4 separate regions of the Homo sapiens genome follow, and regions 2, 3 and 4 are each linked to region 1. A link is a contact called in ENCODE Hi-C or POLR2A ChIA-PET data. All regions are on one chromosome and are shown on one strand. Each heading gives the region's core, a stretch centred on a gene start or an enhancer-like site at or near the end of the contact. The rest is flanking DNA. Distances are from core to core; before and after follow the strand shown.

Region 1 (4,332 bases), core at 475-2,974:
GTGATTACAGGTGCCGGCCACCACGCTTGGCTAATTTTTTTTTTTTTTTTTTTTTTTTTTTGAGACGGAGTCTTGCTCTGTCATCCAGGCTGGAGTGCAGTGGTGCCATCTTGGCTCACTGCAACCTCCACCCCCTAGGTTCAAGCGATTCTTCTGCCTCAGTCTCCCAAGTAGCTGGGATTACAGGCGCGCCACACCATGCCTGGCTAATTTTTTGTCTTTTTAGTAGAGACGGGGTTTCGTCACGTTGGCCAGGCTGATCTCAAACTCCTGACCTCAAGTGATCCGCCAGCCTCGGCCTCCCAAAGTGTTGGGATTATGGGTGTGTGCCACCACGCCCCGCTGCCAGCTGGAACATTTAAAAAACAGTAGGATCCGCTGGGCGCGGTGGCTGACGCCCGTAATCCCAGCACTTTGAGAGGCCGAGGCGGGCGGATCACGAGGTCAGGAGATCAAGACCATCCTGGCTAACGCGGTGAAACGCCGTCTCTACTAAAAATACAAAAAATCAGCTGGGCGTGGTGGCGGGCGCCTGTAGTCCCAGCTACTTGGGAGGCTGAGGCAGGAGAATGGCGTGAACCCGGGAGGCGGAGCTTGCAGTGAGCCGAGATCCGCGCCACTGCACTCCAGCCTGGGCGACAGAGCGAGACTCTGCCTCAAAAAAAAAAAAAAAAAAGTAGGATCAATATACCAGGAAGTCACATGGTGCCTCTGTCTCCAGATTTATCACTGTTGACACGGTTTTTCTCTCTTCCTGGAATCTAAGTGGTCTTTGCTTTGTCAGGGCCTGAAATAAGGTATTTCTTTTCTTTTTTTTTTGAGACAAGAGTCTCACTCTGTTGCCCAGGCTGGAGTGCAGTGGCATAATCTCGGCTCACTGCAGCCTCGCGACCTCCCGGGATCGGGCGATTCTCCCTCTTCAACATCCCGAGCAGCTGGGACTACAGGTGTGAGCCATCATGTCCTGCTAATTTTTGTATTTTTAGTAGAGAAGGGGTTTTACCATGTTCGTCAGGCTGGTCTCCAACCCGAGCTCAAGCGATCCGCCCGCCCCGGCATCCCAAAGTGCTAGGATTACAGGCGTGAGCAACATCGCCCCGCCTGAAATAAGGTATTTCTTCTGCCTGGAACCATCTCTTCTTTTTCATGTACCAGCCTAAAAGAACAATTACAAGACCCTCCTCTAACACTCCACCCACCCCCTTTATTCTTTAACTCTGTTTCTCTCCCTTGGGGCATTATCGGTTAAGTTCCATGAAGACAGAAACTGTTCCCATGCTCCATCACAGGGACTGGCACTGTAGAAAGAGCTAACAAGTATTTAAGGAAGATCCCTGGATTCGAGGTTACAGTGAGGTATGATCGTGTCACAGCACTGCAGTCTGGGCGACAGAGCAAGACTCTGTCTCTTAAAAAAAAAATCTTGCTGTGCTTTTTAGAACTAATCCTATGACCGTGAACCGATTACTTAAAACACCGAACTTCAGTCTGCAAATGGGAATAGCAGCAGCTTATGTTAGGACGGTTATGAGGGTCAAAAGATTTTGTTTGTACAGTCTACGACACCGGCCAGTGTTTCTAGCTCTGCTATTTGAGAGCCTTCCATGGGTCCTACACCCCAGGTCCTTAAACTCCCCTGAGGGACTACCAAGCCCCGCCCCTCTCGCATCCAATGATGACATCATCGACTGGGTTGTCGAGTGACGTCACCTCCGGGCTGGCTGGGCTTCATCGCTTCTCCGGAAACCTCCGACTCTCGGCACCTGGCCTCCAGCTTTCGGTTATTTTTTTTTTCCCTCTCCGTAGCCTGAATTCCTTCCCTCCCATTCTCCCACCTAAAACTATTGGCTCTTCCCGCCTTCCTTCAAACTAGCAATTTTCGGTTTTTCCCTCTTGCTCTCCGGCGAATTCCTGAAAGTCGTTTATTCTCCCCTTCAGCCCCGCCCGTTCAGCTCATTCTCTTAATCGCATTACCCTGGCTGCTTTTCTTTCGGCTGTTTCCACCTCCTGCCACCCACCCGGACACCGCTTTCGGCTCTTTCCGGACCGTCTCAGTTTCTCCTCCTTCCCCGGTCCCGATCGGCTTAGGCTATTTATGGCTCCCCTAGGTTTCTCATGCTCTCTCTAGCCCCACCCATATCACCACCTTCAGCTCTTTCTGGCTCTCCCCCGTCGCCTCCTCGCTCCTGCTCAGCTCCTTTCGGCTATTTCCGCCTCCCCTCGGCCTCGCCCTTTGCCTTCGGCTCTTTCCGCCGGCCTTCGGGCAAGCGGTCTCTACCCCTCTCCTGCACGTGACACGGCCTCCGCCTCCGCCTCTCAGTTCCCCCTCCCATCTCACCCTTCCTCCCGCCTCAGCCTCTAGGCTGGTTCGGGCCGAGCCGCCATTTTGTGTCAATTCCTGATTGCGGCGGGGGCCGGGCAGCCGGGGCACCCAGGGCGGGCAGAGAAGGGAGACAGTCGGCCCGTCTCCGCGGCCCGTTCCCTCTCTCCCTCAAATCCTTTTTTTCTTTTTAACCCCCCACCCCCCTCGCTCGCTCTCCTCTTCTCCCCTTACCCTTCGCTTGCTCCATCGCGCGCGGCCCGCGCTAATTACACCCAACCACCCACCAGTGTCCGTGTCTCCCGGGTGTCCCGCCCCCCGGGGGTGCGTGGGGGGGGGGCTCTCGCCCCTATGAGGGCCCCGCGCCAGTGAGCGAGTGACCGCAAGGGTGGGCTGCGGAGAAAGCAGGCGGCGAGCGGCCCTCCGAGGCCTAGGCCGTGCGGCCTACGCGGAGGTCAGCGCAGAGGTGATTCCGAAACCGAAAAAATATATACCCCATTCCCATCAGGAGCCCTCCGAGCTTAAGTGTGCCCCTCCCGCCACGCCCAAGCAGTCCTTTTTCGTGCATTAACATCCCCTCCCCCCCAAAGGAACTATGGAGGCCGCGCCCGGGACCCCCCCGCCGCCGCCATCAGAGTCGCCGCCGCCGCCATCGCCGCCGCCGCCATCAACGCCTTCGCCTCCTCCGTGTTCCCCCGACGCCCGCCCGGCCACCCCGCACCTCCTCCACCACCGCCTCCCGCTCCCTGACGACAGGTCAGGCCCCCGGTTGGGCCGGGGCTGCGTCCCCGGGGGGAGGAAGAGGAGGAGGAGGAAGGGGGGCGGCCGCCATGTTGGGCCGGGCCGCGGAGGAGGAGGAGGAGGAGGAGGAGGAGGAAGGGCGGGGTCGGTGGGTGTCTCTCGATCGCTTGCTCGCTCGCTCTTTCTCGCTTGCTTTCTCTCCCGGCCTCATGCGTTTCCCCCCCCTCGCGGCGCTCGCCCGCTCTCCCTCGCTCTCGCTCTGTCTTTTTTGGGCGCCATGCTGAGGGGAAGGTGAGGAGGCGCCCCTCGGACCCCCCGCGCCCGTCCGCCTGTCCTGGGGAGGGGGCGCCGTGGGGGGTGCTGCGGAGACCCACGGGGGTCCTGGCTGCCCCTGCGCCCGGAGCTGGCAGCTACGGGCCCGCTTGCCCGTCGCCTGGCTTCGGGGAAGGGGATGGGGGAGGGGCTCCGGACCCTTTTTGGGGGGATCTCGAACAACAGCCCCGCTCTTAGGGGTTTGGGGTTGGGGGTCTCCCAGCCCCCGGCAGTATCCTTTCTCCTGGGGGAGGCACACCCTGTCCTACTTGGATGATAGGTACTTTAGCTTAGGAGGCAGAAGGTGGGGGTTCATTCAGGTCCCTTCTCCATCCTTGTAATTGGGGGTCATTTGGGTGGGTGCTCTATAGCACTTGTATTTTTTGGCGGGGGGTGTTTTTTAGCTATCCCCTAGAAGGCCGAATTGGGGAGGGGGGAGATGCATCTCCAGCCCTTTTGATGAAAACCCCAGCCTATTTTTTTAGAGAAGACTCTTCCCCGTGTTTTTGCTAAAGGGCAGGGGTCCTCTCGCTTTTCGTAGGTAGGTGACGTGAGGGAGGATTCTCAGCCTTGTTTTGCGGGGGTAAGGTTTGGTTTCCCTGCCTTGTAGGGAGAGGAAGTTGGTCCCGCGCTTTCTCCTGGGGTTCCCCCCTCTGTCGGGGTAAAATGGGGCACCGTCTCTTCCGGGAGAGAAAAGGAGATTTCCTTGTGCTTTGGCAGGGCGTTAAAGGAAGCGCCCCCTTCTCTTTATTAAGTCCGAAACGCGGGCCCCCCACGCCCTTCTCTGGCTGGCGGGTGATAATGGGGTCAGCCCGGCGCGTTTCAGGGCGAGGTTGGGGCCCCGTTTCCTTCCCCTGCTCGAGCAGAAGGAGTTGGGGTGCAGGGTTCGCCCACTGTTTCCTGGTGGGGCGAGAGAAGAGGCGGCTGGAGAGTAGGTTTGGACACGGACGGTGGGTTTC
Region 2 (4,207 bases), core at 685-3,184, 2.5 Mb before region 1:
AATAAAGAGAGCCCGGATAGTCTCACGTTTACAAACAGGCATGCTCAGAGACGAGACTAACACACAGAAGAGGGTCCAAGGCAGAGCAAGCGTCTTGATTTGCAAATGAGAGCCCTCCCCCGTCGACCCCACAAACCCCCCCCAGCCCCCGTTCCGGCGACACAGGCTATGGGGCCAACGCCAGAGGTCCACATGGACGCCTCCTCTTCCGTAGACACACGGGAACACATAGGCCCTGAACTTCATGGGGTGGTGCAGAACAAGTTGGGAGCAGGAGGAAGATCGGTTCCCAAGCGGCAACGGTTTGGGGGGTGGAGAGAAGAGGGAATAAGACCTGGGGAAAGTACCAGGTACAAGTGTGAACAAGAACACCGACCATCCCCGGGGGTTGAGGTTCAAATGCATGGGCCCATGCAATGCCAGGTATGTGTGCAAACGGGTATCCAACTCACCCGTGGGGAAGAAAAGATATAGACGGAGGAATCCCACACGGAAAATCCTGACACACTTGGGGTTATGCCCTGCTGGGAAATCCAGGTGTGTTGGGGGGGAGGTGCTGGGGATAGGTGAAGTGTGAGGGCGCCACACCAATAAGCAACAGGAAAGGGGCAGATTCACAGGTGAACACGCTGCCAGCCACGCACGCACAGGGCCCACGCTCAGACACACAAACACACACCCGGGAAACATCCGACTCTTCCCATGCAACGGCACCAGTCCGTGGCCAGACTCAAGAGGGCAAACGCTCCACTCCTTGCGATCAACTAGGATTCTCTGCCTTTGGGGGTGGGGGCATTAAAGGGGGCGTGTCCCAGACGCCTGACCCCCTCCCTTACACACACACAACCCCAGCTTAGGAAGGGGGCGGGGCCCCGTGCCCACTCTGCGCGCGGAATTCTTGGGGGGGCGCCTAGTGGCGCGGCCTCGCACAGTCCCGGAACAATAGGACCTGAGAGGGGGTTCGCGCCCCCCAGATCTGCGTTCTAATTCTTCTCTTCTTCCCACCTTTGCAAGAGCAGTGCCTGGGGCGCGGGGGGGAGGGGTCACCAAGCCGGGAATCCAAGGATGGGGGGAAGTCCAGGCCTTGCTTCGCCAGTCCCTCCCACCTTCCCAAGGCCTTCCCGTCCGAAATTGTTTTGCACCCCCATTTTCCCGCTGCAATTCTCCCTTTGCATGCCGGAGCTGGCTTTGGCGGAGTTTGCAATTTGCAAACTGGGGCGGCGGCGTTGTTACAAACCGAGGAAGGCCGCTCCCTTGCAAGCCGGAGGGGAGTTTGCGATGCACGCGTCGCCGGGCGGGCCCGGCCCGGCCCGGCCCGGCCCGGCTGGGCTCCCACCCCTTGGCCCCCTTCTCTAGGCCACCCTCAGCTCCTTACCTAGCTTTCGCTGACCTCTCGTAACTCCATCCCGCCCCGGCGCCGAGCGGGTCCCCGAAGCCGGCGCTGGGGTAGTTCCTGTCCATGAATTGGCCGCGGTGGAAATTGGGGGGAGGGGGAGGGAGGGAGGGAGGGAGGGGGCGCGCGCGCGCTCTCCTCCGCCGCCGCTCCCTCCGCTGCTGCTTTTTTTTCCCCCCTTTTCTCTCTCTCTTTTTTTCTTTGCAGCCGCCGAAGGCCCGGGAAGGCCCCGGGCGGGGGAGGGAGGGGGCAGGGGCGGAGGGGCGGGCAAGGGAGGGGGTGCAGTCGCTGAGCCAAGGAAGGGGGAAGGGGGGTTCCCCCTAGAGGAGGGAAGGGGGGAGGAGGGACCCCGCTGTCTCCGCCTTTGCCCCGGCGCTTGCGAGAGAAAAGGGGGGGCGCGCGCTCGGGAGGGGGCGTCCCGGGCGGCCCCGGGGTGGGTGCAGGCGCTGGGTGCTCGCTCTCTCGCCGCCGCCGCCGCCGCCTCCTCCTCCTCTGCGCTCACGGTGCAGCCATCTTTGCACAAGGCGGCTGGGGGAGGGGGGAGGGGAAGGGGGGGCGGGCGGCGGGGTGTCTGGCTGCGCTCCGCTTCCTCCCACAATCCCGTGCAAATGCAAAAAAAAAAAAAAAAAAAGGGAGAGTGAGAGAGAGACTGAGCGCGAGCAGGGCCTGGGGGTGTAGGGCGCGTTTGCACAGAAAACCAGTTCCGATGCGCCCGGGATCGCAGTTCATTTCATTATTATTTTTTGCATTATTTCTGCTTTTTTTGGTCTCCTTTCCGAAGGGTTTTTATTTAGGGGAACAGCTCAACTCCAGCTCCCTGGGTGCAATGCGAGCCTGCCCGCACCGAGCGCGCTTGCAAATATGCCCCCCGCCCTTTCCCTGGGTTACGAAGTGCCCCTGTACCGCACGGGGAGTGCACGAAGACACGCGTGTGCACAGGCGGGGCTCTGCGTGTGCGTACCCTGTGGCACTGGAGGGGGCTGTCAGGTCATATCTGCCCATACACAAGATGGCACAGCCGGGGCTGGGCTCCTGGGTCCGAATTTCCCCGCGCGTCTGCCTACCACGGGGGCGGAACTGACCAGTGCCCTCACGGTCAGGAGAGTGTGGGGGCCCGTGAGGGGCCAGGACACGGGAACACGTTGCCGAAAACATGTGTATATCCATACGCGGCGGAAACGCGTGTGCCAGGGCAGGCCTCGGGCCGGATGACCCCTACTCCCACCATTCCCCACTCCAAGTCCAGCTTCGGCGTCTATGAGGCCTAGCGGCTTCCGGAATCCGGTATGAATCAGGGGCACGGTTCGGAGAGCCGGGTCTCGAAAGCAGCTCTTCAGTGAGGCCTCCTGAGGCTGCAAGAGGAAAGGCACACTAGGGAGTCAAAGATCTGGCTGTTTTTCTCCCCCCTTCAACCAGGACCACTCCGACCGCCCTTGGCGTCTCAGCCAATCCAGGACCCTCTGGGCACAGGCCCCACCCTCCTATACGGCTCCACACATACAACGCTGGGCCACGCCCCTAGACCATTGCATGGGGCCCCGCCCCCGCACTCCAAGCCCCGCCCCAGGTAAGAAGGCCCAAATTCCAAGTCCCGCCCCTGAGCCCAGGTTCCTCCTCCAACGTGCCCACCCCTCTGCGCCCCGCCCCCGGGCAGAAGCCACGCCCCATACCTGGTGTAGGGGGGTGGAGGTGCGTCGTGTACCCCAGAGGCTGCCAGCGCCTGCTCATAGGTGGGGAGGCCTGGGGGTGGGGGTGGGGGTGGAGGCAGGGGCGTCGGTGGGCCCAGAGGGTTCAAAGGACTCAGAGGGCTAATGAGCCCGGCCCTGGGGACAGCAAAGGTACAGTTAGCAGAGGCAACTTACAGGATACCTAGACTAGGGAGGAAGAGAGGGGATCTAGGAGACGGAGACTCAGGGTGACACTGGGACAGAGCTGGAAGGGAGGTGGACTTCAGAAAAGGAGGGTCACCTTCAGCCTAGCCTTACACACAGAAAAGCGCCTCAAATGACAGGCAGCTGCACACAGACAGGTAGACACAGAAATCAGCAACCACAGAGACACACTCTTATTCAGACACACTCATGTGCACCAGATACAGGCAGAGCAATAGAGAAAAAGACAGCCCTGCCGGGTGCATGGCGCACACCTGTAGCTCTAGTTCCTCAGGAGGCTGAGGTGGGAGGATTTCTTGAGCCCAGGAAATTGAGGCTGCAGTGAACTGTGAACCGGCCACTGCACTCCAACATGGGCAACAGAGTGAGACTTTGTCTTTTTTTAAAAAAAAAAAAAAAAAAAAGGGCCAGGCGTGGTGGCTCACACCTGTAATCCCAGCACTTTGGGAGGCCAAGGCGGGCAGATCACCTGAGGTCAGGAGTTCGAAACCAGCCTGACCAACATAGAGAAACCCATCTCTACTAAAAATACAAAATTAGCTGGGCGTAGTGGAGTGCGCCTATAATCCCAGCTACACTGGAGGCTGAGGCAGGAGAATCACTTGAACCCGGGAGGCAGAGGTTGCAGTGAGCCAAGATCATGCCATTGCACTCCAGCCTGGGCAATGAGAGTGAAACTCCATCTCAAAAAAAAAAAAAAAAAAAAAGACAGCCCTGTAGAGAGGCAGGCCAACACACACCAAACAGACAGAACTCAGCCCATCCATATAGACAGGAACACAACACAGACGCACTCCTCACCAATTTCCCACACCCACTCAGGTGCTGCACCTGTTACCACTGAAACTGACATACCACAGACACCAAGACACCACAGGCTGCACCGTCGCAGCCTCACCAGATACAATATCCAGAGTCGTAA
Region 3 (4,099 bases), core at 558-3,057, 2.6 Mb before region 1:
ACCCTATCTCTACTAAAAATACAAAAATTAGCTGGGCCTGGTGGCGGGTGCCTGTAATCCCAGCTACTCAGGAGGCTGAAGCAGGAGAATCGCTTGAACCCGGGAGGCGGAGGTTGCAATGAGCCGAGATCAAGCCATTGCACTCCAGCCTGGGTGACAGAGTAAGACTCCGTCTCAAAAAAAAAAAAAAAAAAAGTGGCTTGGGGAGTCAGGCCATCGCCCCCATTCAGACACCCATCCCAGGCCCTGAAGACTTCCAGGTGCGGCCAAGCCTGAGGCCACCTCTGGGAAAGTTATTTCCTCCATCCATAGAGCCCCAGGTGCAGGAGACAGCCAAGAGGGTGGGAAGTCATTACAGTGACCCCTGGGAGCTGCATCCTGACAGCTGAGAGCTGACCTGCCCCTCCAGCCAATGCCATAGGTAAGGGGTGGAAGGACAGAGGCCCCATCAGATTACATCTCTTCCAGATGTGACCACTATCCAAGTCTCCAAGAAGGGCCACGTCACAGGCCATGACCTACTAGGCTCCAAGCACCCTCCCTCCAGCTCTCCCAAGCTAGCGGGGATGCCTATAAGAAGAAAGGTGCTGAGGGGGTTTCCCACTCGGGCCTATTTCTCAATACCACTGAAAACTACCGCCAGACAACCCCAGCCCCAGAGGGCTTGAAACGCAAGACTGAAACCTCCCCCACATGGCTGCACGAGAACCAAACCTCACTCGAAACCATTTCAGGCACCCACTCTCAGGACCCCAGGGCTCAGGACCCTGCACAGGGCTTCAGGAAGAAGGAGGTCATCTCGCACCCTCACAAAGACCCGGGGGAGATAAACGGCTCCAGTAGGGTAAAGCTCTCAGCCTACATATTTCCCACAACTCCTTCCCAGCGGACATACCCTCCTCCCTCCGCCCGCCAGGAAGAAATCCGAGGGGAGGTGGGCTTCAGGACACGCCCCATGAAAAAGATGTCCCTCCCACACACCCAGAAATGGCCACAAGGGGGTGCACGGCGCCTATTAATGGGAAAATCTCTATCTAGATGCCCCACCACCACCCAGAGGGAGGTCACAGGGGCATGCCCCATCCCCCAACTCCTAAAGCCCTGGGCGAGGGGGAGAATTCTGGGAGGGGAAACGGGGTCGGCGGGGGACCCCATTCTTGGTTTTCCTCCAGTCCCTAACCCAGAACGCACAAAACCGGGTCCGATATCCCAACAGATGCCCCCGGAGCTCGGAAGGAGGTTGGTAAAGGGCTGAGAAGCACTGCTCCTCCCAAGAGACTCCCCACATCGTGGAGGGCCCCAGGTCGATCACACCCCACGGCGTGTGCCCAGGTCCCCGGGGAGGAGGGCTGGGGGCGTCAGGAGGGTCGGACCCCCTCCCCGCCCCCCTGGGCGCCCCTCCCCGGCCGGGGGCGGGGCCTTTGTCCCGCACGTGGAGCCCGCCGGGCCACTGGACTCGGCACACCCCCTCCCCACCCACCGCGCAGCGGCCACGTGGGGGCCTGGCCGGAAGCGCCCCCAGCCCTCCTCCACGTGGGAGGGGGGATAAGACCCTCCGCTAGGCCGGATGCCGAAGGCCCTTGGAAGCTAGGGAGCCGTCACCTCAAACGATATCCCCGGATGTGGAACGTGCGGCGCCCCCGTGTGCGGCGGGGGACCTCCAACCCCATATCGCCAACTTAGAGCCCTTTCCCCACCACAGAGGCGTGAAACACCGACCCAAAGCCGCCTCCCGCCCACGGCGGCGCTCCAAGCGCTCACCTCCATGATGCAGTTCGCGGCCTCGGCTGCCGCCATCTTCACCCGCACCTACTCCTCCTCCGGCCGCCAAGACCCCCCCTTTCTCCTCACTCCCCCGGGACCGCCTTATACCAGAGGGTCCACGGCCCGCCTACCGCGACCCCGCTGGAAGATTTCATTGGCAATGGAGGCGGCCCGTCTGAGAATACCGTCTAGTAATTGGCTAGAGAATACGTCCATCATAGGTCAGGGGTTTGCCAACTCTGGCGTCCAGAATCCCGCCCCCTCAAGTCGACCCGGGATGGGGAAAACTGCCCGTCTATTGCAAGAAGCGCGACTGGTGATTGGGCAAAATCCACCAGGAATGCCCTCCCCTTTACACCCAGCACCGCCTCAAAGCTTCCCGGGGAGCCCCGCGCTAAAGGGGCGTCTTGAAACACCTGTCCATCACCAAAACGACCCGCCTCCTAATCGCTGCCATTGGTTTATCCGGAAGCGACGTCACGCAGCCTTTGGCCCACCCTCGCCAAGCGGCCGGCCTCAAGGAGAACACGGCAATTGGCCCACGGGTAGGGAAGAAGGCGGGGCTTCAGGCACCAACGATTGGCTCAAAGGAATTATCACTCCTCGTCCACTCGGTGGATCCTCCCAACCCGGGGGGAGTCTGGAGGAAAAAGGGAGCTTGTGCTCATTACCTGGGGGAAAAACGGAATCGGTGAGAGGCCCAGAGAGAGGAAGGGCATAGCTGGGGTCCCGAAGCAAGTGAGGAATAGGAGTCCGTCGTCAACACATTAAATCCCTAGCCCTTGACATAATCATTCCAAGTTTTTTAAAACCATCAACCCCTCTCAAGCCACTTGGTTTTTGCCAAGTCCCTCCCCCTGCCAGGAACGCCCACCTCTCTTTGTCTGGTCAGCTTCTAAACGTGAATCAGAGCACAGCTTAGGCACCACTTCCTCCGGGAAGCTTTCCTTGATTTGCAGAAAAAGTTCCTAGTTGAATGAAGCTGAATGCAAAGGGCCGAATGCGTGGGTCCTGCCCCTCCTCTCCCCGATCCCTCTACTTCCCTCTGCTCACACTTCTCTCCAATCCCGGAATGAGCTCGCTCTTTGGTTTCTGGGCCTCCGCGCAGGCTATACTCTCTGGCGTGCCGCTGGCAAACGCCTGAGACTTAAAATTTACAATAGGGTTCGGGCGCGATGGCTCACGGGTGTAATTCCAGCACTTTAGGAGGCGGAGGCAGGCGGATCACTTGACATCAGGAGTTCGAGACCAGTCTGGGCAACATGGTGAAACCCCCATTTCTATTAAAAATACAAAAATTACGCCAGGCGGCCGGGCGCGGTGGCTCACGCCTGTAATCCCAGCATTTTGGGAGACCGAGGCGGGCGGATCACAAGGTCAGGAGGTCGAGACCATCCTGGCTAACATGGTGAAACCCCCGTCTCTACTAAAAATACAAAAAATTAGCCGGGCGTGGAGGCTTAGGCAGGAGGATGGCGTGAACCCGGGAGGCGGAGCTTGCAGTGAGCTGAGATCGCGCCACTGCACTCCAGCCTGGGTGACAGAGCGAGACTCTTGTCTCAAAAAAAAAAAAAAAAAAAATTTGGCCGGGCGCGGTGACTCACGCCTGTAATCCCAGCATTTTGGAAGGCTGAGGTGGGCGGATCACAAGCTCAGGAGTTCGAGACCAGCCTAGCCAATATGGTGAAACCCCCGTCTCTACTAAAAAAACAAAAATTAGCCGGGTGTGGTGGTGGGCGCCTGTAGTCCCAGCTGCTCCAGAGGCTGAGGCAGGAGAATCACGTGAACCCGGGAGGCAGAGGTTGCAGTGAGCTGAGATGGTGCCACTGCACTCCAGCCTAGGCGACACAGCGAGACTCCATCTCAAAAAATAATAAAATAAATAAAAATAAAAATAAAAAAATTAGCCAGGACTGGTGGCACACGCCTGTAATCCCAGCTACTTGGGAGGCTGAGGCAGGAGAATCGCTTGAGCTCAGGAGGTGGAGGTTGCAGTGAGCCAGGATGAAGCCATTGCACTCCAGCTCGAGCGACAGACCGAGACTCTAACTTTAAAAAAAAAAAAAAAAATTGAAAAGCATGGCACTAAACAAACCAAGAAAAGGACATTTGTTTCCAGTGTTTGAGCTGAAGCAAGAGGAGCCCAGCTGCAAATATGCACATCAGGTCTTTAGCTTGTTGCAGCTCTGTGCATAAGCATTGCCCTCCAAAACACCACAAAAGCACTGCCTTAATTTTTGGGGTATGAATACATTGTAGCAAGGATGCAAATTTGCAAATAATCTACAAATACTGAGGATCAACTGTAATTGGTTCGGTTTGTAATCCTGTACAT
Region 4 (3,911 bases), core at 1,412-3,911, 2.8 Mb before region 1:
CAGGCATGGTGGCGCATGCCTGTAATCCCAGCTACTCGGGAGGGTGAGAAAGGAAAATCGCTTGAACCTGGGAGGCGGAGGTTGCAGTGAGCTGAGATGGCGCCATTGCACTCCAGCCTGGGCAACAAGAGCAAATTCTGTCTCATTAAAAAAAAAAAAAAAAAAAGAAAAAAGAAAGTACAGCACTTGCTCAGGGTCACCCAATGCAGCCAGAGAGCGAGCCAGGACTTGACCCCATGTCTCCCACTGCATGGGGAGGTCCATGCTACACAGCAGGTGGCTCTGCAGTCAGGCTGCGGAGTGCTCAATGGACACTGTTGTACTCACCAGGTAAATACAAACCAAAACCACAATAAGATACCACTTTGCACTCTTTTGAGACAGTGAGACTGTCAAAAAAAAAAAAAAAAAACAATAACAACAACAAAAAAAACACACTACATTTCCCAGGTTTCTTTGCAGCTGGAATCCAGGACACAGGACAAATTCTACCAACCAGATGCAGGCCAACCTGGAAAGCGGAAGTGATGTAACGCAACTTCCTGGTGCCTTGGCTGTGTTTGGCTGTGGAGCAAGGTGGAGAGTCATCTTCATCTTCATCTTCATCCTCCTGCCCTGGGGCAGCGCAGGTGGTCAGCTCAGCCTTCCAGTGTCTCGTCACTAGCTCTGTGGGTGCCGACTGACTTCCGGCCCCTGGGTGGAACTCATCAGCTCCAATGGAGGTCTCATTCCCCACTAAAGAACCCCCCTACAGAGGCATCCAACTTCTCCGTGTGCCTTGAAGGTTGTTCTGCTGTCCCTGAAATACCTTCTTGTCCTTTCATATCCTGGGAGTCCCAGCTCAAATGTCTGCTCTCCCAGGAAGCGTTGGGGATCTGGAATCAGACTGTCTGGGTGCAAAAAGTTCCAACACTTCCTAGCGTTTTCGACCTCATCTATCAGTTTCTCAAAAAGTGAGTAAGGGTCAGGGCTTAGGTGGGTCTGGATCTGACTTATCTCTGGGTCTCAGAATTGCCCAGGACGGGGTCCAGCCATGGGAAGTCCCAGGAGACATAACGAAGGGAAAGCCGGGAGCAGTGACGAAGTGGGTGAGTAGGCTGTCAGGCCCTGTCCTCTGGCACCAGAGGAAATGCCATTTCCCTTCAAGCAACTCGAATCCACATCTTGCACCCTGGCAGGGATCTCCCAAGAAGCAAAGGGAGAGAGGGGTCAGCCGTCCCCACGACCGTGCGTCTTATGCTCCCTGCTCTTTTTCCTTGAATGGGCATCCTCTGCCCATTTCACAGAGAGGAGCAAAAGGAGAGGCAGAGTACCCAAGCCTAAACAGGGTCACACATGCCCCACGAGTAGGTCTGGGATTGTACGCAGGTCCCTCAAATGACTTACAACAGCACGGACCTAGAAAAAAAGCGAGTGGAGAAGGGCAAAGCGGGTGGAGCCTACCTTCTTGGAGAAGAGGATTTGGGTGGAATCTCCAGCCTCCTCTACAGGAGCCCAGTGCAGGAGGACGTCATTGTCCTAGGGTAAGGAGGGAGGCGGGGTTAGAGGCGCTCCCCAAACCACATTCCCAAAACTTTCCGTTGCAAATTTCCAAACTTTCCCAGTTTCTACCCTCAGCCTTTCAAAGTCCCGCCCCTCATTCCAGTTCCCACACCCAGCCTTCTTCAGGTCCCACTGCTGACCGCCAGACCAAACTCCTACAGCTGCCGCCTGCATCCCAGACCGCCTGCATCCCGCTCGGAGCGGGTCCGAGCCCTGCTCCCTCCCAGCGCACCTTTTCCACGACACGGATGACACCAGCGATGAGAGAGTCTCGGTCCTGATACTTCTTAGCGCTGGTGTGCAGGTACACTCCGCCCTTCTCAAACACCACCTGAGTTGGGGGGAACCAGCGAGGGCTGGGGCCCAAGCGAGGGGACCAGCCTGGGGAGCCAATAGGGACGGGCCCAGGGAGGAGCCACCCTCAGGGGGCGGGGCCGGGAGGGCCATTGCCCCGGGACCAAGGCGGGGAGAATGGTCCAGCCCGCGTTCGGATGCTGACGTGCGTTCCACAGGGGGCAGGGCTCAAGGAGTCGCCTGAGCCGGGGGGGCGGGGCCATGGGAGGTTCTTCCCTGGGGCGGTGGACGGGAGGGTGACGGCGCGTTTATAAGAGATCGGTGTTTGCCAAGGCCGTGCCGGATTCTCGAGAGCCAAGGCCTGAGAGAAGAGCTGATCACTAGACGGGGCGTTTCGCATACACTGAAGCGAGGGAATGCGTCCTCAGTGCTTACCCTGTAGCCGGCTCCTTCCATAGTCGCCGCCGAAGGCCCCACTGCCCCGCCTCCTCCTTTTCCTAGTCAGCGTGTTGTCACTTCCGGAGAAAACAGTTCCCCTCCGGGCCGGACAGTGGTAGCGGCCCGACCCGTTCTAGAGAAGGAGCGGGTGAAACCATTTTTCAGAAGGGGGTTATTCCACTGGAACCTCGAGGGTGGATCGGAGTCACGTGGCGCAGACGCTGAAGGTGGATCCGGCTACGGAGAGTGCGCAGGCGCAGTGTTCGCCCTCTCGCCACGAAGTAAACAAGTGGGAGGGTCTGAGAGCTGCACCACCTGGGGCAAGCACGCCTTGAAACGCCCACTTCCTTCTCCATATTGTATACTGGAATTGAAGCCAAGGAGGTACCATTTTGCTCGAGGGCATGGCCTAAGCCGGTCAGCTAAGGCCATGTTAATACGGGGCTGTCCCATCTCTCTGCGGGGCGCGACAGCTGGAAGAGCCGAACGGATAAGAGAAGAGGAGGTGAGAGGAGCTGTACACCACAAGAGGCACTGAGGGACTCAGGATAACGGGATGAAGCCGTCAGTGCCCCCAGAAACGAAGCGGCCCCGGACGAATTTCTGAGTCACCGTCGCGAGAAAGCGGGCTGAGCCGCCATTTTGAAGCCTGGCAAACCGAAGCAAGAAATGCTGCCGTGTTGGATCTTTGCCAGCCTTCGTGCCGAATGGGAGCAGGTTGGAGGGAGGGAGAGCCAATATACACTATGGGCTGATTAAGCCCGGTTGGCTGCCATGTTGTTAACGAGCACCGATTTCCTCTACTTTTGTCGAAGAAGTTTATTGTGGGTCAGGGACGTCAGGTCGCTTGCCTTCGTTTACTGTGGTCATGATTGAGCATATGAGGACGGCCATTATTGTTGGGGGCAAATGGAAATGCTCTAGGCGGGGCCATTTTTCTTAGGGGCAAGCTGTCGTCACCCTTGTCAACTGGTTCGGATGAAGCCCCTGTGGCCGCCATCTTGATCTCGGGCGGCCCCGATAAGGGAGGCGGAGTGTGCGGAGAGGAGGCGGGGCAACTGCGCGGACGTGACGCAAGGCGCCGCCATGTCTTTTGAGGGCGGTGACGGCGCCGGGCCGGCCATGCTGGCTACGGGCACGTGAGTGGAGGCGGCGTTGTTAACCGCGGTGTGGGGAGGATTTGGCCGTCCTGAGGCAGCGGGGCGCTGGGAGGGCGAGCGGCTCACGGGAGGGGTATGGCCTGCACAGATCAGAGGGCAGAGGTCTGCCAGCGATCCTTTGCTGAGCGCTGGAAGGGGGTCGCCCGTGGGAATCGTCCTGTCAGACCTGAGGCAAATCGTAGACAGTCTCACCTTGCGGTTCCAGAGCGCCTGGGATCTCTACCTGGGCCGTGGACCACGTCCACGGGGTCGGGGGATGGTTTGGGGGGCCTCGGGGCGCCCCTCACCCGTCCAAAGGCGGGACTTCCGGTCCTGGCCTCCGTCTGGGCGGGATTTCCTGTTTTCTTCCTAGACCAGTGGGTCCTCCCTGGACCCCGGGCGAGGTTGGGAGGTCTCGGGGCAGCTGAGCGTGGCCCCAGGCGCTCACCCCATGGCTACCGCGTTCATGCTCAGGTTCCTCACATCTTGGGGTGTGGG

The links. A loop is a pair of places that touch in the nucleus more often than their neighbours do. ChIA-PET counts read pairs that join two places held with the same protein, here RNA polymerase II (POLR2A). Pooled maps may share reads with other maps.
Region 2: a pooled map shows a loop between it and region 1 (17-fold over the local background). The contact joins the promoter of PRR12 here to the promoter of ZC3H4 in region 1. A Hi-C loop is called at or near these places in 1 of 37 single-sample maps with no recorded cell type and 6 of 50 pooled maps. POLR2A ChIA-PET finds 5 or more read pairs at or near these places in 1 of 52 experiments (naive thymus-derived CD8-positive, alpha-beta T cell).
Region 3: a map of B cell shows a loop between it and region 1 (18-fold over the local background). The contact joins the promoter of PRMT1 here to the promoter of ZC3H4 in region 1. A Hi-C loop is called at or near these places in 1 of 168 maps with a recorded cell type or tissue (B cell) and 6 of 50 pooled maps. POLR2A ChIA-PET finds 5 or more read pairs at or near these places in 1 of 52 experiments (naive thymus-derived CD4-positive, alpha-beta T cell).
Region 4: a loop to region 1 is called in a map of naive thymus-derived CD4-positive, alpha-beta T cell, with 33 times the contacts of the local background. The contact joins the promoter of AKT1S1 here to the promoter of ZC3H4 in region 1. A Hi-C loop is called at or near these places in 1 of 168 maps with a recorded cell type or tissue (naive thymus-derived CD4-positive, alpha-beta T cell), 1 of 37 single-sample maps with no recorded cell type and 9 of 50 pooled maps.

What each region holds. Positions count from the first base shown.
Region 1 is chr19:47,111,168-47,115,499 of GRCh38, reverse strand. ZC3H4 (zinc finger CCCH-type containing 4) reads left to right here and starts at 1,724. Exons shown (of 15, transcript NM_015168.2): 1 at 1,724-1,780; 2 at 2,911-3,076. The coding sequence starts at 2,916. RefSeq lists enhancers at 1,582-1,811, 2,052-2,211, 2,091-2,818, 2,819-3,547 and silencers at 2,622-2,711, 2,962-3,451.
Region 2 is chr19:49,588,909-49,593,115 of GRCh38, reverse strand. It overlaps PRR12 (proline rich 12), which reads right to left and starts at 1,934. Exons shown (of 14, transcript NM_020719.3): 1 at 1,376-1,934. The coding sequence starts at 1,461. PRRG2 (proline rich and Gla domain 2) reads right to left here. Exons shown (of 7, transcript NM_000951.3): 6 at 3,064-3,216; 7 at 2,112-2,745. The coding sequence ends at 2,727. RefSeq lists enhancers at 196-275, 763-1,262 and silencers at 1,246-1,495, 1,656-1,985, 2,846-3,005, 3,016-3,115.
Region 3 is chr19:49,674,979-49,679,077 of GRCh38, reverse strand. It overlaps PRMT1 (protein arginine methyltransferase 1), which reads right to left and starts at 1,807. Exons shown (of 11, transcript NM_001536.6): 1 at 1,762-1,807. The coding sequence starts at 1,797. RefSeq lists a silencer at 1,313-1,592 and enhancers at 1,437-2,168, 2,173-2,322.
Region 4 is chr19:49,876,105-49,880,015 of GRCh38, reverse strand. AKT1S1 (AKT1 substrate 1) reads left to right here and starts at 2,661. Exons shown (of 5, transcript NM_001098633.4): 1 at 2,661-2,779. It overlaps TBC1D17 (TBC1 domain family member 17), which reads right to left and starts at 2,314. Exons shown (of 17, transcript NM_024682.3): 1 at 2,272-2,314; 2 at 1,775-1,873; 3 at 1,444-1,518. The coding sequence starts at 2,292. RefSeq lists a silencer at 1,828-2,117 and enhancers at 1,161-2,120, 2,338-2,677, 2,858-3,497, 3,081-3,911.